2 separate regions of the Mus musculus genome follow, and region 1 is linked to region 2. The links are chromatin loops, found by intact Hi-C in ENCODE. Cell type or tissue: left cerebral cortex. All regions are shown on one strand. Each heading gives the region's core, and the rest is flanking DNA. Links, peaks and the distances in the headings are about the cores only.

Region 1 (14,979 bases), core at 7,534-10,033, 92 kb before region 2:
ATGATCAGATACTCAGCTACATTATTTGTGCAGGTAAAGCCATGCTGGGGTGACATAAGTGTGTGGCTTGCTTGTTTTCTATTGATACAATTTTATTTCTTAAAATTATGAATTCCACATTTGGAGAAAAAGCTAAAACCTGGGTAAAAGTAAAGATACTTTTTAAACATTTTTACAACTTCATGCATGCATACAATTCTTGTGGCCATATTTACCCCCATTAACCACTCTCATCCCCTTTCATTCCTGCTAATTCCAACTTCCCAGCTAGTCTCTCCCTGTTTCATGCCTTTGTGTGTGTGCGTGTGTGTGTGTGTGGGGGGGGTGTCTAGTGTTTTTTGTTTTTAGACTTTACTTTAGATTGTATGTATGTGTGTCTGTGTATGGGTTGATGCATATGTGAGTGCAAGTGCTCTGGAATCCACAGAGCACATTGGATCCCCTGGATCTGAAGTCACAGACAACGTTGTGAGCCGCTTAATGTGGGGCTGGGAATGGAATTCAGGTCCTTGTCACTCCTGAGCCGTCTCTACAGCCACGGGTATTGTGCTTAAAATAGCTCTTAATCCTCTGTCTCCAGTACAATTGTTCTTCATTCTGGTATATTTTCTTTCTTATTTCTTTTGATCTATATTTTTTATATGCAATATTTATAATTAATTCATTCCATTAGCTTTCTCATTACTGTGATAAAATACTTGATAAACTTAAGGAAGACTTTATTTGAGTCACTTTGAAATCTGCTTAGATGGAGTCATGGTGGCAGGAGAGGAGAAAACTGGTTCTGTTGTGTCTGCAGTTACGAGGCAGGGAGAGGTGAGGTTGGTGCTCAGCTTGCTTTCTCCTTTTTATTCAGTCAGGACCCACCCACACCAGAGTGGGTCTTCTCACCTCACAGTTTTCTGGAAAGACCCTTTGGACACACCCAGAGGTGTGTTTCTGTTCTAAATCCACTCAAGTGGATAAGGAAGAGCAGCCCTCACAGACATTCCTGCAACTCTGTGTCTTGTTTTAATCACTGAATCTTCTATGCTTGTTTTGGCCATGGAATGGTACTATGGCTCTGTCTGATATCATTTATTGAACTATTTAGTTGGGGATTTGATGGATTCTAATTTTGCTGTTAGTGATAAGTGATATTTTCTCATCAGGGACTCTTTCTGGGCCATTGGCTAATGGTTCAAGAGCAGCAGACTAAATGTAGGTGACTAGATCTGAGTTGCATTTCTCTACCTCAGATATCTTATGCATTGTTAGAGTCCCTGGATAACTTGGATGCAAGTAGTTGTAAGGGAACCCCTCTCCCCTGGCAGTTGTTTCTTGCTTATATCATCTTAGGAAGGCCAGGAATTTTCATTAGTTTTTTGAGTCCTGTCAATTTTTTGAAGTTTCATGACTTTTGGCCTCCATCTTCCCTTCAGGAGGGGATATTTCCACTGGTAGAATGTGAATACATAGCAACAAATTACTAAAACGTGATATGTTAGAGAGTAGGGAGAGATCTAAGGGTGGTAATTAAAGAAAAGGGGCACCAGGGACTGCTGGGGTCTAGGTAGATGTGGGTGGATGGGCCCAGGGCACAGCCTCAGAAAGAAGCTGGCACAGGCCTGGGGGACATCTTCAGATCTGATGCCGCCATCTCATAAGGAAAAGGCAGGGCCATCTGAAAGGTGACTGCCAATTAGCACGCATGTTTTTTCTGTCAATGGTTGGAGTGGCTTACCCTAAGTGTATAAGGCTTAAGGTCCAATTTTTCTCCCCACTTCTCCAAAACACTTAAGTCTAAATTCTCTATTATTCTCCTACAGGAAAAGTTACTGGGTTTGATGTCACTGCCAACCAAAGAACAGTTTGAAGAACTGAAAAAGAAAAGGAAGCAGGACCTGGAGCAGAAGAGGACCGTGGAGAGACAGGTGTGTGGGGCTCAGGTACCTGGTGGCTTCTGTGTCCCTGCCCTCATACCCTACCCATTGGCTGCTGAGGCTTCCCTTCCCTCATACCTTACCCATTGGCTGCTGAGGCTCTCCCTCTCAAGCCGGCTTCTGTTATGCCCTAAGAAAAACAGCTGACTTCTCACTAAGTCCTGTTTTATTTAGTATTTGTGCTGATATTCTCCTGACTAGACCACCACAAGGACTGGCAGTTTTCCCTCTGTTAGGCTTGCAGGAAAGTTCAGGAGAAGACCTTGGAATGCGAACTGTTAAACAGACAGTAGAGGTGCAGTAGTACACGCTTGTATCCCAGCCCTCAAGAAGCTGAGACAAGAAGATTTTAAGTTCCAGTCCAGCTTGTTTGCACTACATAGTGAGGCTATACCTTTTACAAGAAAATGAGGGTGCTATTTTAAATTTCAGGGATAGAATACTTGCTCGGCATGCTTGAGGCCCTGGGTTCTACCCCTAGCACTACAAAACCCAAATGAAAACAGAAAAAAAGTATGTATATTTTAGTATTATCTGAAATTCTAGCCTTGATGGAGATATAGGTGACAGTCTTTGGAAGTTTAAGAAAAGTGTATAGCTGATGAAACTAAGAGGGAAGGAATCTTTTCAACTCATATTGTCTTATTTTTAAAATCTAAGCCTGCCCGTGTTTCATCAGTTGAATTATCTTAGTGTTGCTGAGACCATAGAGGGTAGCAGACAGGGATGGCTGCTGGCCTGGTGACCATGGTGACCCTGGTGATGTGAAATGTCTCTGCAGGCTGCTCTGGAGTCACGGCGGAAGCTTGAGGAAAGGCAGAGTGGTTTGGCATCTCATACAGCCAATGGGGACGTGAGGTCTCTTCGAGGCATCCCTCCCCCCTTGCGAAAGGCTGAGGGCTGGCTCCCACTGTCAGAAGGTCAGGGACAGAGTGAAGATCCTGACCCTCTCCTCCAGCAGATCTATAACATTACATCGTTCATCAGGCAGGCCAAGGCTGCAGGCCGCACAGATGAGGTGCGCACACTTCAGGAGAACCTGCGGCAGCTGCAGGATGAGTATGACCAGCAGCAGACTGAGAAGGCCATTGAGCTGTCCCGGAAGCAGGCCGAGGAGGAGGAGCTGCAGCGGGAGCAGCTACAGATGCTCCGCAAGCGAGAGCTTGAACGAGAACAGGAGCAGTTCCTGGCAGCATCCCTGCAAACACGGACTCGTGTTCTAGAACTCCGAGAAGTTATACCCTTCCAATTGGAGGCCAGTCGAGGGCCTCACATTGATCTCTCCTATTCCTTGGATCAGGACTCCTCCCCAGTTCAGAGCAGCACAGCTCCTGATATCCTTACACCTGGCTCAGCTCTAGCACCCATGCACTTGTGGTCTGGGCCCCCAGCCCTTGGCCAGGAAACACTCCCTCAGAGCACCATGTCACAGCAAAGTGATAAGGCCTCACTCAACCCGTTTGATGAAGACGACCTCTCCAGCCCTACAGAGGGTGCTATCAGCCCTGCTGCTGTAGAGGCTTTCCTGGGCCCTCCAGCTGCTGTCACCAAAGAATACAATCCTTTTGAGGAAGATGCTGAGGAAGAGGAGGTGGCAGAGTTGGGGGCAGGAAATCCCTTCACCGACCCAGACAGTCCAGCACCCAACCCTTTTGATGAGGATGACGGTCCCAGGCCTGCCAGTCCAGCCGCCCCTGGAAACCCTTTTGAAGAGTGCCCCTCCACCAACCCCTTCGAGGTGGACAGTGATAGTGGCATGGAGGCCGAGGAACACATCGAGGAGGAGCTGCTCCTGCAGCAAATTGACAACATCAAGGCTTACATCTTTGATGCCAAGCAGTGTGGGCGAATGGACGAGGTTGAGGTTCTAACGGAGAACCTCCGGGAGCTGAAGTGCACCCTGGCTAAGCAGAAGGGGGCCCCTAATTGACAGCAATGGGCAGGAACTGGGCAGAGTCTTGGGCAGCAGGATATCAAGTGTGAGGTGGGGATGGGCAGGCATCTGAACACACACAGGTTGGGGTGGGAACAGTAGTCTCTTGCTGTGCACTTTGAGACATTTCCACTACAGTTGAGCAAGAACGGGAAAAACAATCGGCATTCATGTGCTGGTTTTTCTGTATTCTTTTTTTAATGAAGTATTCCATTTTCAGGGGACTTTACCATTTTATTTTCAAGATACAGCTCTGTTGGGCCAAGGCAGAAATGGCTCATGGGCACCTCTTAGTTCATTTTCTGCGGACTGTTGTTGGTCATTATGCAGTATTATAGGGCAGCCCTTGACAGGCCCTTCCTGTAGCCAGGATAGGCAGGGCTCTAGCAGAAGTCTGTCCTGACTTGGTTGTTCCCTTTCAGCACGTCACTTAGGGAGATACTGCTGTGAAGCCCAGTGGGACCAGGGCCTCTTTATGGATGGCAGGAATGTTGCCAGTGTTGTCCCCTCCCAGTTAAAGGAAGTAAAATTCCCAAGTGTGAGGGTAGTGGGCTGGTGGTGTCAGTGTGAGCTTGACTGTGAGATAGTAGTGTTCAACTTTTTGGCGGATGTTATGGTTTGGAGAAGTTTCTACTTATGCAGCTGTCTGATCCCCTGGGAACCTCCTTCCAGGTCTTTGGTAGAATGACCGTTCTGCAGGTCACATTCAAGGGCCTGTTGATTTGGAATTGTGACTGGGAAGCTTCTGTGGAGTATTAGCAGGTGATGGAACACTTCTGAGTCAGGATGATTCTAGTAACTTCAAGGCCCTCCAGTCAGCCCTCTTCCTTGTGGTTTATCCTGACCTGGGAAACTGGTAAGATGTACTGAGAAATGGAAATATTTGAGGCACAGCCTGAGACCATTCCACAGCCCTGAAGTACTTGAACTCTTGATAGAAAACAGAAAGGGAAGTTATGTAGCTTAGTACTTTGGTTTACAGGAACAGATCGATTGACAGATGACCTTGTAAGGTTCTTGGTGTGCTCAGCTCTGGGTAATTTCTTTGGTGATGATACTCTTTAGTTAATGGACAATAACTGTCCACTAGTCACTTTCCCCTCAGCTTTCTCTGGGCCATGCCTTTTGTTGGTTACTGGTGTATAAGCTGAAAGTCTTCTGTCACATTCTGGTGAAGATCCATCTAGGTGGTAAGAATGTTATCTGGGTGCAAAGATCTCTATGTTGGCAGCTTTAATCCCAGTTCATTAGTACATGTTGGGGCTTTGGCTGGATAGAGAGCCCTGTATGGGGCTATGGGAAGGGCTGGAGAAGGAGGGAGCGTATGAACCCTTTGAGTTCTGCTGACAGGTGTTTACTGGCCTGCTAGTAGATTACCAGCCATTTGCCAGCTCTGTTGGTGTCAAGATGTTCTGGAAGGTAGGCAGCCTGGCATTTTATGTTACCTGGGGCAGGCTACCTCTTTCTAAAGCCCAGGCTCCAGGCATGCCCACCATATCTGCCCTGCTTGGTCTGCTATTGTGTCATGGACAAAGAGGCAGTGCTAACACAAGAATGAAGCTAAATTCTGGTTTCCACCATTACTTTTCCAGACTCAAATCAGGTGTTCAGGGTGGTACAACTGTAGACAATGCTTTTCTTATAAGACTGGGCTTCTTAATTAGCTGTGAGTGACTCGATGGGCAGTAGTGGCACATGACTTTTATCCCAGCACTTGGGAAGTAGAGGCAGGAATTTCTGAGTTCCAATCCAGCCTGGTCTACAGAGTGAGTTCCAGGACAGCCAGGGCTACACAGAGAAACCCTGTCTCAAAAAACAAACAAATAAATAAATAAACAAAAATAAAAATTGAGAAAAAAATTATCTAGTGACTTATTAAATGTACTTCTTTCTGGAACTCACCCCAGGTAGCAGTCTGACTGAGAGCATGGAGAAAACAAATGCTTTTAGACTGACTGACTATTAAACCGGGTGAACCCAGATCCCAGAGGGTTTCCTGAGTTTCTCATTGAATTCCTCGCTGACCATATTCTGAAAGTCCAACAGAACACGAGAGACTTGTCTGCCCCTTGTCTGGATCAGCTCCCAGAATGCATGCAGGTCAGAGTTGGTTTGCAGAGGGGGTTTGGCCTGTGAGGGAACCACAGTGCCAGCTTCTTACCGTGGGTGAATACTCGATGATTCCCAAGGATGGAGCACGTCCTTGATACGGTGTTGGCAGATCCCTTAGGTGTAGGTCCTGTTCATAGTGGACAGGCTTCTTGCTTATTCCCTTCTAACAACACTAAGGAACTGGAGCCTCATCACTGCACTTACCACATATCATGTCTTTGTCGTCAGACAGTAAAACATCTTTCTAAGTCATCATGAGCCATATTGTGTAGCTATGCCATGCGGTTCAAATTGTGGAATTGGCCTCGGTACGAGGTCAGACTAGAGGAGCTCGGTGTGCTGGTAATCATGATGACTGTCAGCAAGATGGTCATTGATGCGCATGCACTACACTGGGGCCTTGTATTAGAGGCTTTTATTAAAAACATTAAAATATCATTTATGTAAGGCTTTTATTAAAAAAATAACATGTTCATGGCTGGACTTGTGTGTGCTTAAAACGTCCCTTCACTTCCTTTTTGTAATGTGTGTGTGAATGTTTGCATGTGCACATGGAGGGGTGTGTGTGTGTGTGAGTGAGTGAATGTTTGCATGTGCACGTGGAGACCAGAGGACAACCTTGGGTATTAGTCTTAGGAAACCCATCCGCCTTTTAGGCAGGGTTTCTCATCCTGAAGCTTTCCAGTTAGGCTAGACTGGCTGGTCATCGACTCTACAGTCCTATCCCCACCAGAAACTGAAGCTCGGAGGGGTGAGGGAGCCTGGGGCTGGCATTTGCACCAGGCACTGGTACATTTCACACTTTACCTCAGCTCTGCCAACAGGTCTGTGTTGTGTTGTTTGACAAAGAACAGATTGGATACTTACAACTCATTTGCCATCAGTATTTAGGTGGGTTTGGGTTGGCTCAGGAATGGTGAAGAGGGAAGGGCTCAGCTATTACATAGACCAAAGAGACAGCAGCTGAACAATCTGGAAAGAAGTTAGGTGCGGCTAAATGGGTTTCTACAGTGACTTCATCTGGGCCTGGAGCCCAGGTCTGTCTGATTTGGGACCCAAGGCTGTTTATGTGGGCTGCTGGGTGTCTCCTGTGGATGCAGTATCATCTTCTGTGATGAAACTTCAAGGTCTGCAGCCTCCCCAGAAGCCTAGCACAATTTTTTTTTAAAGACTTATTTGAGTACACTGTCACTGTCCTCAGACACACCAGAAGAGGGCATCAGATCCCGTTACAGGTGGTTGTGAGCCACCATGTGGCTGCTGGGAATTGAACTCAGGACCTCTAAAAGAACAGTCAGTGCTCTTAACCTTGCCTAGCAGAATCTTAATCACTTAAGGATCTTAATCACTTAATGATTTCAGTTGCAGCGTCTTTCGGAAGTTGTCAGTCTTCTTACAAGCAGCAGCTGGCTTGAAGAAAAACCAGTAACCTTTCTTGGAGCCATTAGGAAACTGATTTGCAGGGCTCAGTTTCCTCCCAGCACCTGCAGTGGTGAGTTCAGAGTAAGCCAAGATCTGATGGCTGCAGCAGAACCCATGACTTGTAGGAATACCAGTAGTAACTTTGGTTTTTGTTATTGGGCTGTGAGTGAGGACAGTTAACAGTAAGACTCCCTCTTACTGTCAATGGTTTTCTCTTAATAATCCTATGTCCATTTCCTGTTAATTGGCTGTTCCTCCTCTTGATCTACGGTTGACTTTATTTAATCCCGTTTACAGTATTGAAGCAGCTCTTGGATTAAAGGTGTGTGCTGAGACTGAGCCATACCACAACTAAAAAAGGTTTTTCCAGTAAGTAACACCATTGTGGGGCTCACAGTGTGATTAGATACCCTGCAGCCGCCTGCTGCACTCTCAAGGGTATGCTCTAGAAGCTTACCTTCCTCTTCAGACATGTAGTTATAGCTGAAGCTTATTAGTGATGTGTTCACATATATGCAGGCAAAACACTCATACATAGGGGCTGGAGAGATGGCTCAGTGGTTTAGAGCACTGACTGTTCTTCCAGAGGTCCTGAGTTCAATTCCCAGAACCCACATAGTGGCTCACAACCATCTGTAATGGAATCCGATGCCCTCTTCTGGTGTGTCTGAAGACAGCTACAGTGTACTCATAAATAAAATTAATAAATCTTTTAAAAAATATAGACATAAAGTAAAAAAAAAAAAACTAAAACAATTTACAATTTGGTAGCTGGGGAGATGGCTCGGTGGGTAAGAGTACTTGAGGGTCTGAGTTCTGATCCCAGGATCCATGTAAAAATCTAGGTGAGATCATCTGTGCCTGTAACCCCAGAAGTGTGGGTTACAATCCCAATTGCTGGAGCTTACTAAGAGAACAGAAACACAGCAGGACACTTTTCCCCCAGCCTTCATGTGTGCACAGGACATGTCTAGAATTGTTGGATTATTTGAGCAGAGGAAAGAACACTTAAGTTTTGAAAAAAAAATACTAGAATAAAAGATTAACAGATGAAAAATGCTCTAATGGGCTTATCAGTAGACAGTTCATCTATGAAGCCTGGGAAGTCAGTTGAAAATTTACATAATTACAAAGGGAAAAAATCTTGAGAATCCTATAGAAAAATTAATTTCAGCCATAAACAGCGATTAAAAATTACAGTGGGGCTGGAAAAATGGCTTAGCAGTTCAGTGCACTTGCTGCTCTTTTAGAGGTCCCACATGGCAGTTCACAGCTCTGTAAGGTCAATTTCAGGGGACCCAACGCCCTCTTCCAGCCTCTGCGGGCACTGCGTGTATGTGGTGCACAGCCACAACACACAAGCAAAACAGTAAGGTAAAAATAAATCCTAAAAAAAAAAATGCAGCGCAGAGTGACATGTTGATTGTTGACTTGTCATATCTGTCACAACCACTCTTAACAAGCGAACGACCCCCTCCTCTAAGCAGAGTCCTTTGAGGCAGACCCTGACGCGCCAGAGCAAGCCACTCTTTCCTCCTTTGCAAATAAGTTTTCCCTTTGAATCAACAGCGACTTTTCCGTCAAGCTCTTCACTTCAGAACTGGAGATCTTGGGAGAAGATAATTGGTTTCTGTGAAGACAAAAACGACAGGTTGATTCCCAACGCTGAGGCGGCTGCGAGCCCGGGCCCAAACTACGAGTCCCAGGCTGCCCCGCGGCCGCGCTGGCCGCCGGGAAGTGCCTCCCAAGATTCCCGGAGCCGCGCTGGTCCGCGGCTTGAGGAGTTCCTGACTTCCACCATGCCGATGAAGGGTCGCTTCCCGATCCGCCGTACGCTGCAGTACCTGGGTCGCGGGGACGTGGTATTCAAGGAGTCTGTGAAGATCATGACCGTGAACTACAACACGTATGGGGAACTGGGCGAAGGCGCCAGGTCAGTGTGGGTCACAGCCCTCGGGGTTCAGTGAAAGAAGCTGAGGCAGTGGAGGGCATCCCGACTGATCCCCGATAGAAACCCGAGTGCTCCTCCACCGGAGGGATGGGTTGCGGCTGGAAGGCTGGCCCCTTGTGCGAGGCTGTGGCGCGGGGAACGCCTTGGGAGCGGAGTAGTAAGTTTCCGCACCTGTGCACAGCATGGCTTGCTGCTGCTTAGGACACTTGATGAATGAAAGGTTTCATTGACCCGTTTATCATCTCTGAGCAATGCTTTGGACCCTTCCGAACTTACTGCACATTTATTGAGCGCCCAAAACGCTGGGTTCAGTACTGGGATTTTCCACAGTACGGGATAAACATGACTGTAGATAGAAGTGGATTTGTAGAACGGATCAGAAAGAGAGAAGAGAATAATTTTCAAGGTGGAGAGTGGCCCCTGTGGCAAAGACCTTGACTTCATGAGAGCCAGAAGCCGCCTTCAAGCCATTTTCTCTGGTCAAGTTGACCCCCAAGACCTAAGATTTGCTAGCCTGGGATCTGCTGGGGTGAGGGCTCTCTGGAACCCTCTCGGTGGACCAGAGGGTTCGGGCTCTACTCCCCACTTGTCAGGAGTTTATGCATATGCAAAGGCCTCTTAACTAGTTGTATGACCTTGGGATCACACAAGTTCTCTCAACTTCTGACAGCATTTTTCCTAGGCGGAACACCACAACATCAGTGTGTTGGTGGTGGTGTGGGGTTGCTGGAGAATAAAGTGCCTGGCAGAGTGCAACAGGTGCTGACCTTGTGCCCATTTGATCCAGTAGGTGCATCTATATCTATCTGGTTTGTGGGCACAAGGCTCTGTGCTTTGGGATGGGAAGACAGAGACTTGCTGACAAGTTCTGCCTTCAAGCTTTTGGGTGGTGTGCTGTGGAGCTTTCAGGGCAGTGTTTCCTCCCCAGAAGCAGTTCTTTCACTTTTTCAAGTTTTGTGTTGATGTAATTACTTAAAGGTCTCCACCCCACCCGACCCTGTGTTTGTGTATGTGTGGATACATTAGCATTCAACCAAAGATAATGTTTCTAAGGAGCTGGCTGACTTGGTTTCTTTTTGAAATAGGGTCTCTCAGCCTGGGCTTCATGGATTCAGCTAGGCTGGTCAGTAAGCCTGGAGCCAGCAAGCAAGGGCTCACACCTGGCCTTTTACCTCTCTCTCTCTCTCTCTCTCTCTCTCTCTCTGTCTGTCTGTCTCTCTCTGTGTGTGTGTGTTTTGTATGTCATGAGAGTTTATTTACACCATATGTGTGCAGGTGCCCATGAAGCCAGAGGGTGTTGGATTCTCTGGCACTGGAGTTACAAGTGGTTGTGAGGCACTTGATGTGGGTACTGGGAACTGAACTCAGGTCCTCTGGAAGAACAGTAAGCACTCTTAATTGCTGGGCCATTTCTCCAACCTCAAGTAAAATCTTCCTTAAGTTTTAATTGAGATAGGGTCTCACGGTGTGCCTAGCTGGCCTGGAACTCCTTTATAAACCAGGCTAGCTTCCAGCTAACAACAGATCTTCTTGCTTATCTCTGCTTCCTGACTACTGAGTTTAAAGATGTGTGACACCACACCTGGCTTGCTTGTAAAAATGTATATGTGAGTGTTTTACCTCCATGTATGTATGTGCACCACATTGGTGCCTGGTGTCCATGGGATTAGAGTTACAGATGGTTATGAGCCACCATATGGGTGCTGGGAACTGAACCTGAGTCCTCTGCAAAAGCAACAAGTTCTCTTAACCACTGAGCCATCTCTATAACCCCCTACCTGTTTGTTTGTTTTTTAAGTGGATCCCGGAGCTCAGAGTCTGGTTGTCTTGCATGTATAATAAGCTCCTTAGTGATTGAGCCATCTCAATAGCACCCTTTTGACGTATTAGACCCTGCGGAAGAGGAGTATGGTTCTCATGGCCGTTGCCTCTGCCTGTACACACATCTGCATCCTGTTCAGCCTATCCTCCCTCGAAGGTCACTTCTGAACAGTCAGAACATGAGTTCTCTGATAATTTAAACACTGTGAAGACTCATTTTCTGTGACTTCAAGCCAAAGGGGAACGTGTGATTAATTTTCCTTCTTGGCTTTAACAAATCCTTGTGTTAGCCGTGTTTAATCGCTTCATTTTTGGCACTTTAATTGCAGATTCTGTCCCAGTTGTGGTAGTGTCTCGAGTGGTTTCAGGCTGCCTTTCTGCTGACTCAGTTTCATCCCTGGAATTAGTTTAGATGCTTCAATCTGGACTGGTGGTGTAGGAACCTCTTGGCATGATCATTGAGGTAAAGAGTTGGTCCTTGCATGTCATGTGACTAGAAATAGAAAGCTAAGGTCCTGTTCCATGGATCAGTGGGTGTGGGGCAGATTGAACAGGAAGGAAGCAAGGATGCCTTGGAGTGAGGGCATTTGAGGAGCCTTAATTAAGGGATTGCTTACAAAAGTGTGGACAGAAATGGGGAAAAGAAACGTTGAGTGAGGGATAGCATGGACCCCAGCCCATGCAGGACAAGTGAGGTTAGGAATGTCCATTGGAGCCTGAGGACCAAGGGGTCTGGCCACAGGAGCCTTCAGGCTGGACATGCCAGGGCTGAGCCGGGAAAGGAAATAGCTGCCTTTTACCTGTCACTGGTACTTCCTGCCAGCCATTTGAACCCATTGTGAAGCCAGATAGCCAGGTAGTCCTTATAGCAGATGGATTCAGGGTGGTGAGGGAACAGTATGCAGAGCCAAGATTGGCCTAGATTTGCTCTGTGTTGTGGACAGCTATGTGTGCTTTATTGCTTTGTGGTTCTGAGGTGGATGCTAGGAAGACGCTCTGCTGCGGCGCTCTGCTGCGGTTGTGTTAGAACTTACTTAGCTAGGGCTCTCCTGGTGCACCATGCTGATCTGAACACTCCAGCCTGAACCTCAGTATCTTTACTTTCTGTTCCATTTGGCTCATTCAGGTACTGAGATCTAAAAAGGGGAATGTAGTTAGTGTTCTGCTAGCTTTAAAGCTTCTCGCCATCAACTGATTGCCAGACAGGATAAGGCAGTTAACCGACTCCTATAGCACAGAATCAGTTTTACTGATGTGTATACTGTGCTATTGTAGCAGAATTAGCACCCGTCTTCCTGCCTGAGGCATGGGAGTATAGGATTATAGGTGTGCCAACCTCCCACCCCCCATGTCTATAGTGTAACACTCTTATCCTGTTGCCATTTCTTCTACACTGTGCTAAGGAGCCGTTCAGTAACTTGTCCACTGCACATATGGAGATGCAGCCCTGTTTGCACAGGACTCTGGACTTGGTGCTAGGAACTCTGTGAGGGAGCACTAGTTTGTTTTTCTCAGTGACTAGACATGAGTCCTGATACTTACAGAAGTGCAAGTATTGGGGACACACCAGTCTTCTATGCCTGTTTTTTCTCACTTTTTTGGAGGCAGGTTCCTCTTACAGTTTTTGTCAAGTCCCAGACTTTCTCCATGGAAAAGGCATGCACAGAATTTCAGGGAGAAAACTCTTGGATTAGATTTACATAGGTTCATTTCTAAAAAGCTGTCACATGGTGTGGTGGTTTGAATGAGTGCCCCCAATAGGTTATTATGTTTGAATGCTTAGTCACCAAGGAGTAGCACTGTTTGAGGATTAGAAGAATTAGGAGATATGGCCCCGTTGGAGGAAGTGTGTTGCTAAGGGTGGTCTTTGAGGTTTCAAAAGCTCATGCTAGGCCCAGTACCTCTTGCTCAGCCTGCACCTTGCAGATCAGATGTAAGCTCTCAGCTACTCCAGCACTATGCCTGTCTGCCTGTCACCAACTCACCTACGTGATAATGGAACAACTCTCTGAACTGTAGACAAATCCCTAATTAAATGCTTTCTTTTTATAAAAATTCCCTTAGTCATGGCGTCTCCTCACACCAATAGAACAGTAACAAAAACAGAAGTACCAAGGACTGGAAATATTACCTGATCATGTTTGTTGAAGGAATGTGGAAGACTGGAACTTTGGACTTAGAAGTGCATTCAAACACTTTAGTGAGGCTACTGAGCCATCCTAGCAGGAATAGGGAAGACAGTGATAATGAGGGTGGTGTGGACTGTCGGGGCTCAGCTCAAGAGAGTCAGAGGAAATAAAATATTAGCAGCTGGCCTAAAGACCATTATGATATTTTGGCAAAGAATGTGGCTATTATTTTGCCCTTGTCCAAAAGATCTTCCAGAAGCTAACTTGAAGTGGTTTGTATTAATGGCATTGGCAGAGGAGATTTCAAGACAGCATAGTATTGACTTTGTTGGGTGGTTATTGCAGATCTACAATGAAAAGGAACAGGGCAGGCAAAGAGAAATACAAATTGCACAATTTGAGGAGAAAAAGAGCACCAGGAAATGTAATGATGGAGCCAACTCCTATGCTCAGGGAGGTAAAAAGTTTAAAGAATGGCCTGATGGTAATAGAATAAAGGAGTTAGTACTTGACCCTTAAGTCGGGGTACCGCTCTGCTAATCCTGCAGCAGTTCCTGTGAAAGGGATAAGCCTGGTGGATTTCTTCTGCTTAGAAACCATTAGCCAGTTAAAACTTATGCAAATGCAAGTCTTGGCAGGGGTGCGGATGGGGGGCAACCAAGCAAGCAGAAGTAGTTGACACCTTCCGGTTCTAGATTTAGTCAAGGATACAGGAAGGGGTTATGGAACCTTCCTCCATAGCTAAGGAAAGCCACTGAGGCCAGGCATTTGGGAGAACAGTTCTACATGGGGTTTCCGGGAGCCCATTGTATGAAGCTATAAAGCTAGAGCCTAGATTGCATTGTAGACCCCAAGATATTGGAGATGTCAGAGTCGTGGGATACCTACCAAGGAGAGCTGCCAACAGGGTGTGGAACCAGTATAAGAGAAAGAAGGAAGTTGCAGTCAACAAAGCTGGAGTTGGAGTCTGGAGTTACTTGGCATCAGACATGGAGACGCACATGGGTTCATTTCTAGAGACCTGTTAACATGGGTTCATTTCTTGCTTTTTGCAGGAAATTTGTGTTTTTCAACATCCCTCAGATCCAGTATAAGAATCCTTGGGTGCAGATCATGATGTTTAAGAACATGACGCCATCGCCCTTCCTGCGGTTCTATCTAGGTGAGTGAGGCAAGGAAGACCCACCTGTCCCTTTCCAGCTGTAAGCAGCTGTAGCCTTAGCTTCCCTTGCCAGTTACCCAGTGGCTCCTGAGATCTAGACCCAGCTCCTTCACCTGTCTTTCTTCAACTCATCTCTAGTTGTCCTCTGCCTATCATGTGGTCCAGTTTACCCACATTCCTTTGCTGCTCTGTGCTACTGTGTCTTCACACTTTGCCTGTGAGCTTACAGAATGAAAACAGATCCTTTGCTGGAGATGTGTGTCCATAGCTCAGTGGTAAAGTGCACTGCACTGCAAAACCCCCAAACCAAATAGCCTTTAGGCCTGGATTTGGCTCTCAGGAACCTAGTACCCCTCAGTGCTGAGCACAGTCTTCTTTTTTGCTCCCACCATGTCTTGTGGGTGCTCTCCTTTCTTGTTCTGATGCTAGGCACTAGCACTCCTGGTTCCTGGATAAGAGGTAGAAAGTGCCACAGAAAGCACACTATTGTGTGCGGCACATATGCAATGTCACTGAGAGGCAGTTTG
Region 2 (14,979 bases), core at 6,576-9,075:
TTAAATTTAATTTCAAACTAACAAGTTATCCTGAGCAGCACATGATGACAGCAGGACACAGTAAGTAAAAACTGTGGTGCAGACCACAGGGTAACAAGAGCACAAATGAACTCTTCCAGACTCACAGAAGACTGACAGCTGATGAAACCCTGTTTTCAGTTAAGTAGGCATATGGACCCTAACACAGCCAATCAGGTTCTTGATGGGAGCAACAGGTCTCTCTCAGTGGGCAGGAAGTATAGCTATGGCACTCAGCAACAGAGAAACTGTCTTCAGTAACTGGAATCTAGGAACTCATCTTTCCTTTCATGATCAAGGGATTCAAATCACTCATGCTTATGTACTGCCTACCTGAACAAGAACTTAACAGCATTCAAAGTGCCTATTGTCCTGAGCAAGTCTCCCTGGTTGTGAGGCTCAGGCACTAAGCTGATCTCTCTAATGCTAACCACATCAGACTGCCAAAATGTGTATATTGAATCTGGAACTAACTGTATGTTGTAGCTACTATTTGTTGAAAGTGCTGCTTTTTTTACCTTCTCAAAAAAACAAAAGCAAAGAAACATGAAGGCAGAAACTAAAACTGTGAAACATTCTTTAAGATATAACCAAGATTGAATATATGTATGTTGTATAAACAACCAACTATAATTCACACTGTTAAGCTGCCAGCTGGGCAAAATGAAAGGGCTGAATTAGGGTATAATCTGAAATAATTAAAAATAAATCAAGGTTGGGCGGTGGTGGCCCACACCTTTAATCCAGCATTCAGGAGGCAGAAGCAGGCAGATCTGAGTTTGAGGCCAGCCTGGTCTAAAGAGTAAGTTCCACAACAGCCAAGGCTACACAGAAACCCTGTCTCAGGGGGAAAAAAATTAAAAAAAAAAAAAAAAATTCAGGGTCACCTGTAGTGAGCATGCCTTTTTGATCCCAAGTGTAACATGTAGAAATTAGCAATTGTTTAAATTAATTAAATGTTCTAGTCTATGAATGAAAGAGGTAAGTATCTGATACCCTGTTACTGTTTGAAACTTGCTTGTTCTATGCAGTGAGTTCCAGGATTAGGTAATAAGAGACCCTAACCCCATTCCCAGTCCCCCAAAAAAGCAGTATCAAATGATCATTTGAAAAATAAAAGGCAGGCAAGCCAGCTGTCATGATGGCACACACCTTTAATCTCAGCTTTTAGGAGAGATAGACCAACCCCTGTGAATTCAAGGCCTGCTGGTCTACATAGTGAGACCTTGTCTTTAAAAAAAAAAAAAAAAAGGATACAACTGGATAGAATTTCATGATATAGTTTAAGTATAATCTGTTAAAAACCTTTTTTTTTTACATTTTTAAATTTTATTTGTTCTCTTATATATTTCATCCCAACCACAGTTTCCCTCCTCCCTTTCCAGTCTCCCCCTCACACCTCTAACCTCATTCCTCCTCCACTTCCCTTCTGAAAAGGGTAGGTCTTCCAGGGTTACCAACCAAACATGGTATATCAAGTTGCAATAAGACTAGTCACCTCCTCTCATGTTAAAGCTGGATGAGGCAACCCAGTAAGAGGGAAAGGGTCAAAATCAAGCAAAAAGGATCAGAGACAGCCCTCACTCCCATTGTTAGAGGAGTCCCACAAGAAGACCAAGTTACACAACTATAACATATGCACAGAGGGCCTAGGTAAGACCCATGTAGAAACCTATTTATATTCGTGGAAAAATAAAACTCTAGATGACATAAAATAAGAAACACAAAGCCACAGATTTGATGTCAAATTAGGATTTGGAATTAGGACATGGGGGAAAAAAATCAAAGTTTAATATAATACCAATGTTCTTCAGTAGAAAACATGCCCTTTAGATGCCTCTAGGGCTCTAAGGCCAAGCTTAAATCCACAACCAGTTATCGAAATCCTGATGCTTTTAAGACTTCAAATGATCACTTAGCCTCTGGGTCATGTGCTTCCCTACCCATCATGCCCATCCAAAGGAGATTAGTTTCTTCTTCCAGTAAGAAAAAAGGAGAAATAGCCAGGCATGGTGGCGCATGCCTTTAATCCCAGCACTTGGGAGGCAGAGGCAGGCGGATTTCTGAGTTTGAGTCTAGCCTGGTCTACAAAGTGAGTTCCAGGACAGCCAAGGCTACACAGAGAAACCCTGTCTCGAAAACAAAACAAAACAAAACAAAACAAAAAAAGAAAGAAAGAAAAAGGAAAAATAACATTCCCGAGGGAGGCGGGAGATGAATATCGTAGAAAAGCTGCAGCTTCCACAGCCATGTTGTTCCTATGCTACTGGGGAACTACTACAGGTGTTTGTGTGTGTGTGAAGACTGCTGCTTCATCCTACCAATGACTTAAGTGTAATAATGATAATATTGATTCTGTTTCTGTTAGAATGAGCCAGGAGTAGACAATTGGAAAAGGAGGGCAGACTTCTGGGCACCTATGGCATGTTCTGTCAAACGATGTATGTTTTGATTCTCAGCACTTTAGTATGATGCATAAGCTCCAACAAGAAGTCAGAAAAACAGACACACAGGAAACATGTTTAAAGTGATCCAGCTGCTAATGAAGTGCTAGTATTCCAACTCATACCACTCTGACTTTAAAACTTACACTAGTACCTCTAGACCACATTACACTTCAAATAACTTTCCAAGAAAAACAAAAAGTCAAGGAAGAAAAACAGTAACAGGGTATCAGTTGAACATTTAATAACTAAACAACTGCTAATTTCTCTGTGTTACATACTTCAGTACTGCAGTCAGGACTTTATAATCCAGCTCCACCATGACAATTTCTTTAATATTTTAGCTATATAGCGACTTTACTGACCAAAATTGTTAAGATAGAAAATAAGTAGAGGCCTGGAGAGATGGCTCAGCGGTTAAGAGCAGTGACTGCTCTTCCAGAGGTCCTGAGTTCAAATCCCAGAAACCACATGGTGGCTCACAACCATCTATAATGAGATCTGATGCCCTCTTCTGGTGTGTACTTACATATAATAAATAAATAAATAAATATTTAAAAAAAAAGAAAATAAGTAGAACAGTGAGGATAATTTTTAACACTTTTGTTATTGTTGTTTTGAGACAAGGGTTTCTCTGTGTAGCCCTGGCTGTAGTAGTCCTGGAACTCTGTAGACCAGCCTCACCTCAAACTCAAATCCCAAGTGGTAGGGCTAAAGGCATGCACCACCACCACCACCTGGCAATTTTTAACAGTTTTAAGTAATAATTTTACTGAACTACAACATGCAAATGCAAAAAGTGCTCAAACTAAACACTGTGATGACTGTCTACTAACAGAATATGTATTCACACCAGAAAACAACAGTACCAGCAGCCTGAAGTCTCCAAAGCACCTCCCCTGTTATCATTAACTTTCCTTTCTTCTAATATCTATTATCAAGGATAGTTTTTGCTTGTTTTTTTTAACTATAAGTAATATACTTTATGTGTATTTAGCTTCTCCTGCAGTCCATTTTCATTATGGTCTAGGATTCTAACACATGACTACACCATAACTTGATCATTTACAGCTGGTGTTCAGCTTGTTTCTAGTCTGGAGCTCTTATACTAGTGTTTCTGTAAATAGTCTTACTCATGCCTTACGGTAACTGAGATCTTGCCCTGGCGTGTCTTTAACTCAGTTATCTACCTGTCTCTGCTGAGATCAATGGTGTAAGCCATCATGCCCAAGCCTTACTTTCTAAGTAAGTTTTATCACTGATTTCCACTTTAAACCCTTTTATTTATTTTCATTTACTTTTTAGTTTTTGCTTTTCTGAGATAGGATTTCACTATGTAGCCTAGACTGACCTCAAACTTGCCATCCTCCCACCTCCCACCTGAAGTAGGCCCCTCATTCTGTATATCTCCAGATTTTAGCGTCTCTTACTTTGTTGCTAACTATAATAGGTGGTACTTATTCATTGTATGATCACTACCTTTCATTCATTCATGATCCTGTCACACACTAGAAGATGCAGAGCTAGGATCACAAGTATGCACTACTACACCCGGTTCAATTACACATTCTATAAGGGAGTATCTTATATCTCTCTAGAAAAACAAAATAATCTCATTTCTTAAAAGTTGTACTAAGTGAGTCAATATATATATTCTAGTCACCAGCCTTTTCAGCTGAGGACTGATATAATACCACTTGTGACATCTGCTTTCCACGTTGGTAAAACAATAATTACTAGGTATTCATCTTATCAACCTAGTAAATCTTGTGTTACTGTAAATAGGGGTGTGGGAGAGAGGATCATGAGCAATATAAATGTCATTTCTAGCATGTTCCATTAGTACACAATCAGATTCACTGTAGAAGAGAAGACCCTGAAAATGCATACTGAAGCATTCCAGCATTGAGCAGTTTCTCAAGAGGCATCCAATCAGCCAGTACTAGAATGTAAAGGGCACCTATGGGTAGCTTGGTAGGAACCTTTTTTAGCTCCTGCATAGCTGATTCTTACTACATAGAGCAGTAAAGGTAAACAAGGAAGGTTCTGGAGAGCTCTCACCTTTGAGCCCAGTACCACCAACCTTATTTCTCCTAAGAGCTGCCCTTTGCTCCAGACCCAAGCACATTCTTTCACATCTCCCATGAATCCAAACTGGAGAAAATTATAATCTTGCAATGAAATTCCTCTCTATTTACATTCTAACATTTCCAAAAACCTTTGGGGTTAGAATGTAAATAGAGAGGAATTTGTATTTACTGATCAGTAAATACAAAATAGATCCTGTCACCACCTATTAAAGGGTTTTAAGTCTTTTATTATTATAATGGAGGGGGTACTTTCTATTGCCTATAAGTCATACTTTGCCCTGAAACTGACTTTCATTGACATAATGCTTTCTAAAATCCAAGACTGCCTCATCAAGTCCAGATAAAAGTCTGCAGTAACTTATTCATTTCCTGTCCTTAACATTTCATTTCTCATCTCTCCAAGACGCCCAGATGCTAAGGTATGAACCTGGCTAAACAATGCCCTTAAACAATGCCCATGCCAATGTACTGAGTTGGGCTTCAATTCCCCCTATACACACCTCCTTCTCATCATTGTGAGCTATGCCACTTGAAAGTGTTCCCTGGCTGTCATACCTTTAGGTAGAAAGCTTTTCCTGCTTCAACATTAGCTTTTTAGTAATCAGGAGAGGTATCCTAGCTACCAGAGTTCACAGAAAGTTGCAACGGTTATGGGGAAGGAACAACAAGATAGCAAAGAATGACAGAGAATGTCAGCCTTTAGGCAAGTTAAACCTCCAAAGACCAAAAAACCATCTCCTATAGCGTGTCACAGAAACATGAATTTCAGATGATGATCACACACAGAAGAAAAGGTCAGCCATTAAGTGAGATATAACAACATATACCTTTGATCCCAGCACTCAAGAGGCATAGTCAAGTGAATCTCTGAGAGTTCCAGGCTACCCAGGGCTACATAATAAGACCCTGTCTCCAAAAAAGGAAATCAGCTTTTCATAGTCAGCAATAAAGGAAGACAAACTAAAATGTAGGGAATATATATCAGGTGGCTAGGCTGGTTTTGATGAGCTTCAAGGGCCATTTCCTATTCTGTTTTTCAAGACAGGGTTGCAAGCCTGGAACTCATTATGTGGCCCAGATTGGCTTCAGTCCCCTTGAGATGCTAAGCTCCCTTCACAGATGATCCCTTTTGGTGTCCACTCTGATACTTCAAACCTTTGGAGCAAATGGCACACAGGAGAACTCAAAGACATACTCAAATGTGAACCTCAAGCAAGATACAGGCTATCTCACCAGTCTCACCTCTCTTGTCTGCAGTTACTGCAGCAAATCCTCACCCACTCTCTTCCATCCTTGTGTTGGCTCCCTCTTCCCCAGCTTACAAATGTATAACCTCAAAAAGACTGCTTAATCAAGATTCTGGGACCAAGTTTTTCTGACTCCATGACCCAAGATCCTTCTATCATACCAGGTCGCTTGGTATTAAAAACTTCTCCACCTAGGCATGGTAGCACAGACCAGCCTAAAGTCTCAGCTGCTCAGAGGCTAACACAGGAAATCACTAGAGGCCAGGGTTAAAAGGCCAACCTAGACAACTTCTCAAACAAAACAACAGAACTAAACAAAAAAACCCTCAAAAAGTCCTAGAATTCCTCTTATAAAGGGAAGAGACTGTTGACACAGACCTTACTCCCAATCCCAACACAGAATTCTCATTATGTAGCCCTGGCTGGCCTAGAACTCTTGTGTGTGATAAAGTCTTGTGCCAACCACCATACTTGGATGGTCTCTTAAAAGTTTGATTGACTACAGACTGACAAGGATTTCGATACAAAATAACTGGAGAAAACTGCAGCTTCAGATTGATAGCTGTGTCTCCAATTAGAACGCCCTTTTGTGGTTGAACAGCCTTGAACCTGTGATTAGGCTATTCTTGCTGTTATCAGAAACTAAAGGTATCAGGGCACTTTCTCACCCATGTGCCTGAAAGAAGGGTCTGCATCCTTAAAAGATCTGATATCATTACAATATCAACTGTATTGTGATTTTAAAATTTCCAGCTTTTGGAAAGAGAAAACCCAAAAGGAAGAGCCATCATGCTTTGGGAGTGGGAAAGGGGGTTGTCACTTTATTTCATGAAGATTCTATCACCTCATAAATATTCAGGAAAACTTTAAAATCCACAGTGTAGAACTCACTGGGCTGCAAGTCACTTTGGGACAGCTTATTCCAATCTCTTTTTGGAAATGTTTGCTTGGCTTAACTTACACTGTCTCTTGAGATATCCAAAGAAAGAATTAAAACTGAGACTGCTCATATTATTAAAAAGGTATTGTTTGATTTCAAATATTTTATTTTGGATACCGGATCTTATAGCCCAGGCTGGCCTAAAACTCTATGTAGCCAAGAATGACACTGAAACTTCTGATCTGCCTCCACCGCCCCAGTAACTGGGATTACAGATATGCAGCACTACATAAGTTTATGCAGTGCTAAGGATGAAACTTGATTTCCTACATGCTAGCCAGCCCTTCCTACTATGTTATATGCACAAATATTTTAGTCATCAGACTTTCCAATGGAAGCTAACATTATATTTTGTAAAGTTTGTTTTCCACTTTGATAAATGAGATTTTCAGTAGCTTCATAGCATCAATCAATTTTATCTCTGGGAAAGATAAATATGTTAAAAGAATGCCTACTGAAGTCCAATTCAAATTCCCTGCTTAGTATAATGGACATTTTATTGCTGGGCATGCTATCCCAACTGTCAAGTTCGGGTAAAAATGCACCAATTAAATATGCAGCACTTAGCTATCAATAGTATCAGCAACAATTTACTCAACAAAAAGTGTGGGAAAATCTTCCCTTCCCATCTTCAAGCTTGCTATCCAGAACCCAGCTCTTTTCCTGAAATCTATTCAAACATTCAGTGAAGCCTGACTTCCTCACCATCCAATTAAATTAATGCCCTCACGATTCCTTCAGCACATCATCCAGTTTCTTCCATTCTCTGACCATTCTCTGAGCCTTTGTATCCCCTCGGCATCCAAAATTCTGGGGGGAGAATGGCTCCTTGCCCAGGTCAGTTGAATCTCTGGAAGTAGTGTCCTAGTGTCTAAAGCTACGCACAACTGTGTTTAATGAAAGTAGGAAAGAGAATCACCTCACAAGTTTTCCACTCCAGTTGGTTCCTTATATATTTCCACATCACCATTTTGGGACTAGGGATGTTACTCAATGGCAGGGCCGTCCCCAGCACCACAATAAGACGAAAAAACTAACACCACCATTTGCAAATTACTTTTGAGGCTGGCAGAGTAGCTTGGACTCCATTTTCAGAGAACAGTCCCTCAAACAATGCTGAGGAGAGAGGCGAGGCTTGGCAAGAACGTCTGGTGTCCCAATTTCATGGACTGAAATTGAGCCCGCCAGAGGGGCTCCGTCCAGAGTCGTGAGGAAAGCGCGAACCCCGGAGAGCCTCCAAGTGCCGACGAACTCTTCCCTTCTGGCCGCGCCATGGGTTCAAAAAGCATCACCAGCTTCCCAGCCCGAGACCCACCAAGTTCCTCAGAGGCTGGCCCGCCCGGCCTCACACCCCGCACTAGCGGCCCCCGGGACCTCCCTCTCCCACCTGGACCAACCAGCACAGCCCCGGGGGCGGTGCCGCAGGCCGTGGCCCTCCTATAAGGGGGAACGATTGGCCAGCCCGGCCGTCACTCAGGAGGTCGTGCCCTGCCCACGCCTCCCTCCCTCCCCTTCCACCCTCCTAGTCCGGAAAAACGGCGGTTGGGCCAGGGTGGCAGCCAACGGCAGGCGGGGAGTGCTGGGGTGAGGAGCGGGGAACACAGGAAGAAGCGGGCAGGCCGGGCGCGCGCCGAGGGGAGCCTGGCCGGCGCCGCGGGGACAAGATGGCGGCGCTGGCGGAGGGCCAGGCGTGAGGCGGGGCCGCGGACAGTCCCCCTCTCCGCCCCCGCGGCGCGCGGCCGGCCCGGTCAGGACAGCGGCTCGCCGGGCTCGGCCGCGGGAGGGGAGGGGAGTGGAAGAGAGGGGAGGGAAGGGTGCGGCCCGGCCCACTATGCAAAGCGCCCGCTGCTGCCGCCGCCACCGCCCCGTGGCAAAGGTAAAAGGCCGCGTTCAGCCTCCGCGGCCTCCATGGCGGCGCAGGCCTGCCCTCCTCCGCCGTGCCGCGCTGCGCCGCGCCGCGCCGCGGCTTGGCCCGGCGGGCTTGCTCTTACCTCAGGGTCGGGCGCCACCACAACCGCGGAGCAGATCCCGTGTCTGCGGCCGGCGCCCCCGGCTAGGAGGGCAGGGCGCGGGCCGGGCAGGCGCCGGAGGGCAGGAGCCCGGGGGCTCGGGCGGCCGGGACGCCGCGGCGGGCCGGTGCGGAGCGGGGCGGCGGGCTGGGCCCTGGCACCGCCGGGGTCGCGGAGGGACCGCGCTTTGTTATTGTTTTTGTCAGTGAAAGGTCAGAGTTCGTGACCCCGGTGCCGCTGCCGCCGCCGCCCGCGCGCTGGGAGGAGGAGGGCGAATGTTCCTCTTCCTCTTCCCGGCGCCAGCCTCACCGCGGCGGCGGGGGGCGGGCGAGCACGCGATTGGCTGAGCGCGCGCGCGCACCGGAACGCCGCCGCTGCCGCTGCGGCCGCCGCCGGAGCTGAGGCCCGCAGGCCTGGGCCGGGCAGGTGCGGCCGATCCCGTAGGCACCGCTTGCAGGCTGGAGAAGCGGGCCCTTGCCTGGCGCCGCGCCGAGATGTTGCAAGCGAGCGGTGTCCTGGGAGTGCACTGAGCTCCCGGTACCTTCCTTGGGATGGATGGTAGCTTTCTGTTTTAAAGCTCCGAGGATGTGCATGCCTCTGGCCGGACCAGGCAAGTGTGCAGATGCCCCAGGCCCATTTTTAAAACAGGTGCTTAGCCTTGGAGCCCAGACTTGTGCAGTCCCGTGCCCCTCTCCTTCGCGATTTGAGAAAAGCAGCTTTGGCACGCACTGATTGCATTCTGAAAAGCCTCCGGGTTATACTTCTTCATTGGGCTTGGGAAGGTGCCGCCGTTTCCCTCTGAGTGTCTGCCTGCAATGTTCACCCACTCCCCTTGATCACCGAGCTGTGTAGATTGGATATACTCTACCATCTAATTACACACACACACACACACCTCTTGCTCATTAGAAATAAATGCTTCAAGATTTTTGCAGTAGACATTTAGGCTTACAATAGGGTGACTCTAACAATGCCCATAGTCTTAATCGACTTTCTATTTTGTGGCAAGTGTTTTAAACACAGTCCCCTCCCCTTCCTGTCTCCTGGGAAAGTGGGGGGGGGGGGGCAGGGATGTATCTCTGTGCCCTACAGACCCTGTAGCTGAAAGGAGCCTCTACAGGAGGCAAGGAAGTTTTCCTCATTTATAGAACGTGTGCCCCGGGAGAGCTCAGTAACATGCCTAAGGTAGCCCATATATAAGTCCTTTCACTGTAAAATCCTTGAAAATATGAAGTGGTCTGGAATAGAATTTTCCAAGAATTAAAGTTTATAGTGCTAAATAATACAGTGTAAAAATTCACGTTGATGGGGTTTTCGAAGGAACAGTACAATTGCTCACGTTTTAAAAATAAATCATAATGAATGCACTTATCTTGGTTTATAGTTTTCTTTTTCTTCAGTTGATATTCTGGATCTGCCACTTAGACTCAGGACCTGGAACCCTCTTTAAGTAACCACAGTAAGGAAAACCAGAGCTCCTTGAAGCTACTGGTTCACCGGTGAAGTTAGCCTGGCTTCTGTTGGCCGCATTTGCTGTAACCTTAAGTAGCTTTTCAAATGAAATGTTTAAAATTGTAGCAACTTTTCTCTTGAAAATAACACATTAGCGCACCGCACAGATACATTGTTAGCAGGTAACAAGTGTTTGGAAGCTAGGGGTCAGGAAGACTTTATAACATCTTACTCCTTTTTAGAGTCACACACAAAATGGCACAATGTAAGGTGGATTTTAATATATAGGTTATATGCTTACCTGTGGGTTGTTCTTTTTTTTTTTTTTAACAAATAGCTTAAGTATTTTATTCGTTTGCAACTAAGCTTGTTAACACTATATAATGAAAATGTACAAAGAATAATGTTGCAGTTCTTGGTTAGATTTAAGTCAAAGACATTCATTAATAAGGAATCTTCAAATGTGAATACCCCAGAAATGTCCACAAGCCAGCTGATCACAGCAACTGTCTCTGGATATCACCTTACTTTGGAAGGTATTAGCAAACATTTGAATTAAAACTCAAGATTTTTCCAAAATAAAGCCGTAATTAATATACCTATTCTATATTCAAACTAAAACAGTTTTCATAAAACTTTCCTTTCCAAAACAACAGTAAATGAAACAAGGCATTTTGTAAAATGTGGTCCTGAACAAGTCACAGTAAAAATAAATATATACTTAAATCCCACCTCCTCAAAACAGAGGCTGTTTTCTGCTCACAACCTTGGGACCAAGGCAAAGAACAGCCAATAAGCAACTTCAGGCAGGGTATTGCCAAAACCAAGCTCTAAGGGTTGAACACGGACACCTCAGGAGAGTTTAGGGTAGCCTGGACAAAGGGTTCAGATTCTATGTTGAAACTGATGCAAAGGTGAGCGGCTCCTCCCAGGTAGCAGTGCTGTGAGCCTGGCCCAGCCCCGCACTCGTTACACGCTCCAAGGACACCCTGATCTTCTGCTCCAGGGGAGATCTTTTCCCTGTAGAAGTTCAGCGTTCAGGGAGCTCCGTGACTGTATGAATGAGGTGAGCTCAGACTCCACAGGATATTTTAAGGCTTGGAGACAAAGTATTTTTCCAGCACAACTAGGCAGAGTCCATGTACTGATAGTCTGTCTCCAGTTTGTTCTAATTTCTCACCACGTATTTGCAGATTCAGGACTGCAGACCTTCCCTAGATCATCATAATCACATCTAATGTCCATCCTAACTTACAATTCAAATTCTGTGCCTGAAAACAGTTCCTGTATTTAACGATAATACCTACAAATAAACAACCCACTGTTACAACCTATATGGTCACCAAACATTAATGATCTTCTGTAGACCAAGAAAATGTTTTTAACCATAATTGTCGTGCATCAAATTCACAGCCAGAATCCCCAAGATCAAATATTTTTTTGCACAATACAAATAATAACTTAAAACAGACACACACACGCACACACTCACACTTCTCACAGAGCTGTGCTTGGGGAGACTCCACGTGTTGAGTGCCACTGAAGGCATTCTTTGCTAGACTGCTGTTCCAGGTACTTTGTCTGGAGAGCCTGATAGGGTTGGCAAAGCAATTCGTTTGAGCACCACAGATGATGTGTCCCAGGCTTAGGTCAGTGATCTCATTGCCAAAATGTATAAGGTCAGATAATGTGGCTCAAGTTAGCCAGGTATGGTATCCTACACCTTTGATTCCCCTGACTCAGTAGGTACAGACAGGCAGATCTCTGAGCTCGAGGCCAGCTCGATCTATGAAGTAAGTTCCAGGACCACTACAAAAAGAACCACTGTCTGAAAAGAACAAACAAAATTGCCCAAGTTGGCCTCAAAACTCACCTTGAACTTCTGATGATCCATTTCTGAAATATAGGAATACACCACCTTGTCCAGTTTAGGTGGTACTTGGGATGTGTCTTAGGGTCTCTTACTGGGGTGAAACACTAATACCAAAAGCAACTTGGGAAGGAAAGGTTTTACTTATACTTCTAAATTACAGTTCCTCATCAGAGGTGGTAAGGAGAACTGGAAGCAGGAGCTGATGCAAAATCCATGGAGGAGTGCTGCTTCCTGGCTTGTTCCTTATGGTTTGAAGCCGGCTTTCTTACAGAACCCAGGACCACCAGCCTAGGGGTGGCACCATCCCAATGGACTCTGCCCTCCCCCATCATTCACTAATTAAGAAAGTGCCCCACTGCACAATATTATGGAGGCATTTTCTCAATTGAGGTCCCTCTAGCTTGTGTCAAGAAGGCATAAAAATTAGCCAGCACATGAAGTGGTAACTTCTGGGGGTTTTTTGGAAAGTCAGTTATGTCAAATGATGTTTTGTTGGAACACACAGGTGAAGAGATGTGCTAAAGCAGACACATTAAAGGACAAGTGATGGAAGTCGAGATATGACCTCACAGACAGTGGGAGCTTGAGAATTGGTTTGCTTTATTCTGTCTCACTATTATTTGCTAACAACACACATGTATTGGTTTGCTTTACATTGCATTGCTGAGCTCTGCTTGTGGTAATGCCATAAAGAGAGACTTGCCAAAGAACTTCTTGTGAGGTTCCTGTGGCTTCTTGACACTGCCTCAGCCCTGGGCTGGTTGGCAAGCCTTGTGGTTTCTTCTGGATTGAACTTGGTGTGGGGTGTCTACCGAATGGACTGGACTACAGCTGCTGATTTGTACTGGTGTTTGCAACTGGACTACAGCTGCTGATATCCTGACAAAGAAGATTAGACTTGCCCCCAAAGAACTATTCTAAAAAGGTTACTAATAACCTTTGTATCCTAAAAACCTTTCTTTTCCACTACCTCTGGTGGATAGTGGGTTAGAGGGTGGTTGAACCCTTATTAAAGTAGACTGGAAAAAATTTATACCTATATGCACAGAATGGAACCCAGGGCTTAATGCATACTAGGCAAGCACCCTTCCAATTGAGCTACATCCTCAACCCAAAACAAAATTGCTTAACCTTTTAAAATGTAGTTTTTGAAGACTTTTTTTTTTTTTTAATTCTGACCATTTCAGTAGATTGTTCTGTTACAGGGACTGGGGCTCTTGAGAGTGATATGTGAGCCTGCACATCCTTGGATGAAGATTATCTGGAAGTCGGCCCACACTGTGGGCCCTGTCCCATTTCTCAGCCATGATAGTATAGTGCAAATCTGGTGGCTTTCCAACAGCAGTGTGTGACACAACCTCCACGATGTCCCATCTTTACCAAAGACTTCAATGAAACACAGTCCAGTGATGCTCCTGAGCTGGGATATGGTCTGGGTCTTCTGGCTGCCTGCACAGGGCTCTATGGGCGAAAGGGTCTCTGACTCGGAAGTCCCCTGAGTGAGTGGTCTTTTTCATGGTACCGATATAATTTGTGGTCAGTGACTGATTGACTCATTTGTAGCTTTAAGAATAGGACATGTAAACCGGGCGTGGTGGCGCACGCCTTTAATCCCAGCACTCGGAGGCAGAGGCAGGCAGATTTCTGAGTTCGAGGTCAGCCAGAGTGAGTTCTAGGACAGCCAGGGCTGTACAGAGAAACCCTGTCTCAAGGAAAAAAAAAAAAAAAGAATAGGAAATGTAACTGTTGTTTTCATCTTTGGGCTTAATGTGGAATAATCACTTTTACAATCCAATGTAATTTTACACCTACATCTAAATGAAAACCCTGACTGACTGAATGTCAATTAAATTGATGTTAAGAAGTAGACATTGCTTTTTACATACCACTTTTGTGATAGTATAGACATCAGTTGCAGGCCACAGTGCAGCTGAGTGACAGGGAGCTTACCTAGCAAGTAAGGGATCCCAGATTCTGACCCCAGCATGGAAGAACATCCTTTCCCTGTTTTTGTAACATAAAGCTAGTAGTGCCAGTATTTTCTTAGTGGAAAGGCTTAATAATTACCTTTCATAAGTATGTAGGAATGTTGGTGTTTCTGTAATGGCTTATGCTTCTTACTATGGGGTAATCATTTCATCAGAGTTCCCTTCATGTTGCTTGTATAATTACTACATGCTTGCAGAATAAACATGAAGCTCCTGGAGATGTCATTAGGCTTATTGTTAAGAACGTGGACTTAGAACAGACAGTCTGAATAGTAGACTGCATGTTCCCAGTGTGTTTACCCTACATCATCTTAAAACAGTCTCGTAAAGAAAATAATATTGTCCTGTTTTTACAGCTGGAGAGGCCAGGGCCCAACACAGGGAGGATGACTTCCCCAAACCAGGTGTCGGCAGATAGAACACATACTAATAGTTGTTTCTATTCTTGAGGACTCTGAGAAAACTGTCCCCACCTTCATGTTTCTGTCAGAGCCAGCCTCTATCAAGGCTACTTGGGGAGATCACAGCTTCAATTTGAATACCCTCCTTTCATTAAGAAAACTGATGTCACTAGGTGACTTGGTGGCTCTGGAATACAGGGATATTGGAAATATAGCCCCTAGTGAACTGCCTTGACCTGAGCTTCCCAGGCCTTGGACCATGGAGGGGACCAGGATTTCAAGTTGCATTTGGCTCAGATACCTTAAAGCCACAGAGCTTGTTTTGGAAGAGGCATGAATCTTGAGATGCTAATGGAAAAATAGATTACATTCTCAGAAAGATGTACCTGCCCTTGGTCCCCAGTTCTCAAGTTGATCGAGGGTTGTTGCGAAGTGACTTTGCTTTCTTTGATGTTGGAACTCGAGAAGGGCTGAGAGTGGAGTGGAGTGTCCCTCTGTAAGTGGTACAGCTCTAGCA

The links. Peaks named below come from ENCODE experiments on the same cell type or tissue, not always from the same donor. Only the 100,000 strongest peaks of a DNase experiment are listed, where the experiment ranks them.
Region 1: it touches region 2 in a loop (4-fold over the local background); 15 of 42 quality-filtered maps call a loop at or near these places.

Annotation. Positions count from the first base shown.
Region 1 is chr6:92,178,183-92,193,161 of GRCm38, reverse strand. It overlaps Mrps25 (mitochondrial ribosomal protein S25), which reads left to right and starts at 9,139. Exons shown (of 4, transcript NM_025578.4): 1 at 9,139-9,322; 2 at 14,346-14,452. The coding sequence starts at 9,189. It overlaps Rbsn (rabenosyn, RAB effector), which reads left to right. Exons shown (of 12, transcript NM_030081.3): 10 at 1-33; 11 at 1,809-1,913; 12 at 2,704-6,450. The coding sequence ends at 3,852. In left cerebral cortex, for the core only: CTCF peaks have their summits at 8,041 (motif pointing left) and 8,714; DNase peaks (open chromatin) are centred at 8,735 and 9,141; H3K4me3 peaks cover 1,606 bases; H3K27ac peaks cover 967 bases.
Region 2 is chr6:92,085,494-92,100,472 of GRCm38, reverse strand. It overlaps Nr2c2 (nuclear receptor subfamily 2, group C, member 2), which reads right to left and starts at 8,040. Exons shown (of 15, transcript NM_001347342.1): 1 at 7,659-8,040. In left cerebral cortex, for the core only: a CTCF peak has its summit at 7,887; a DNase peak (open chromatin) is centred at 8,183; H3K4me3 peaks cover 2,160 bases; H3K27ac peaks cover 1,804 bases.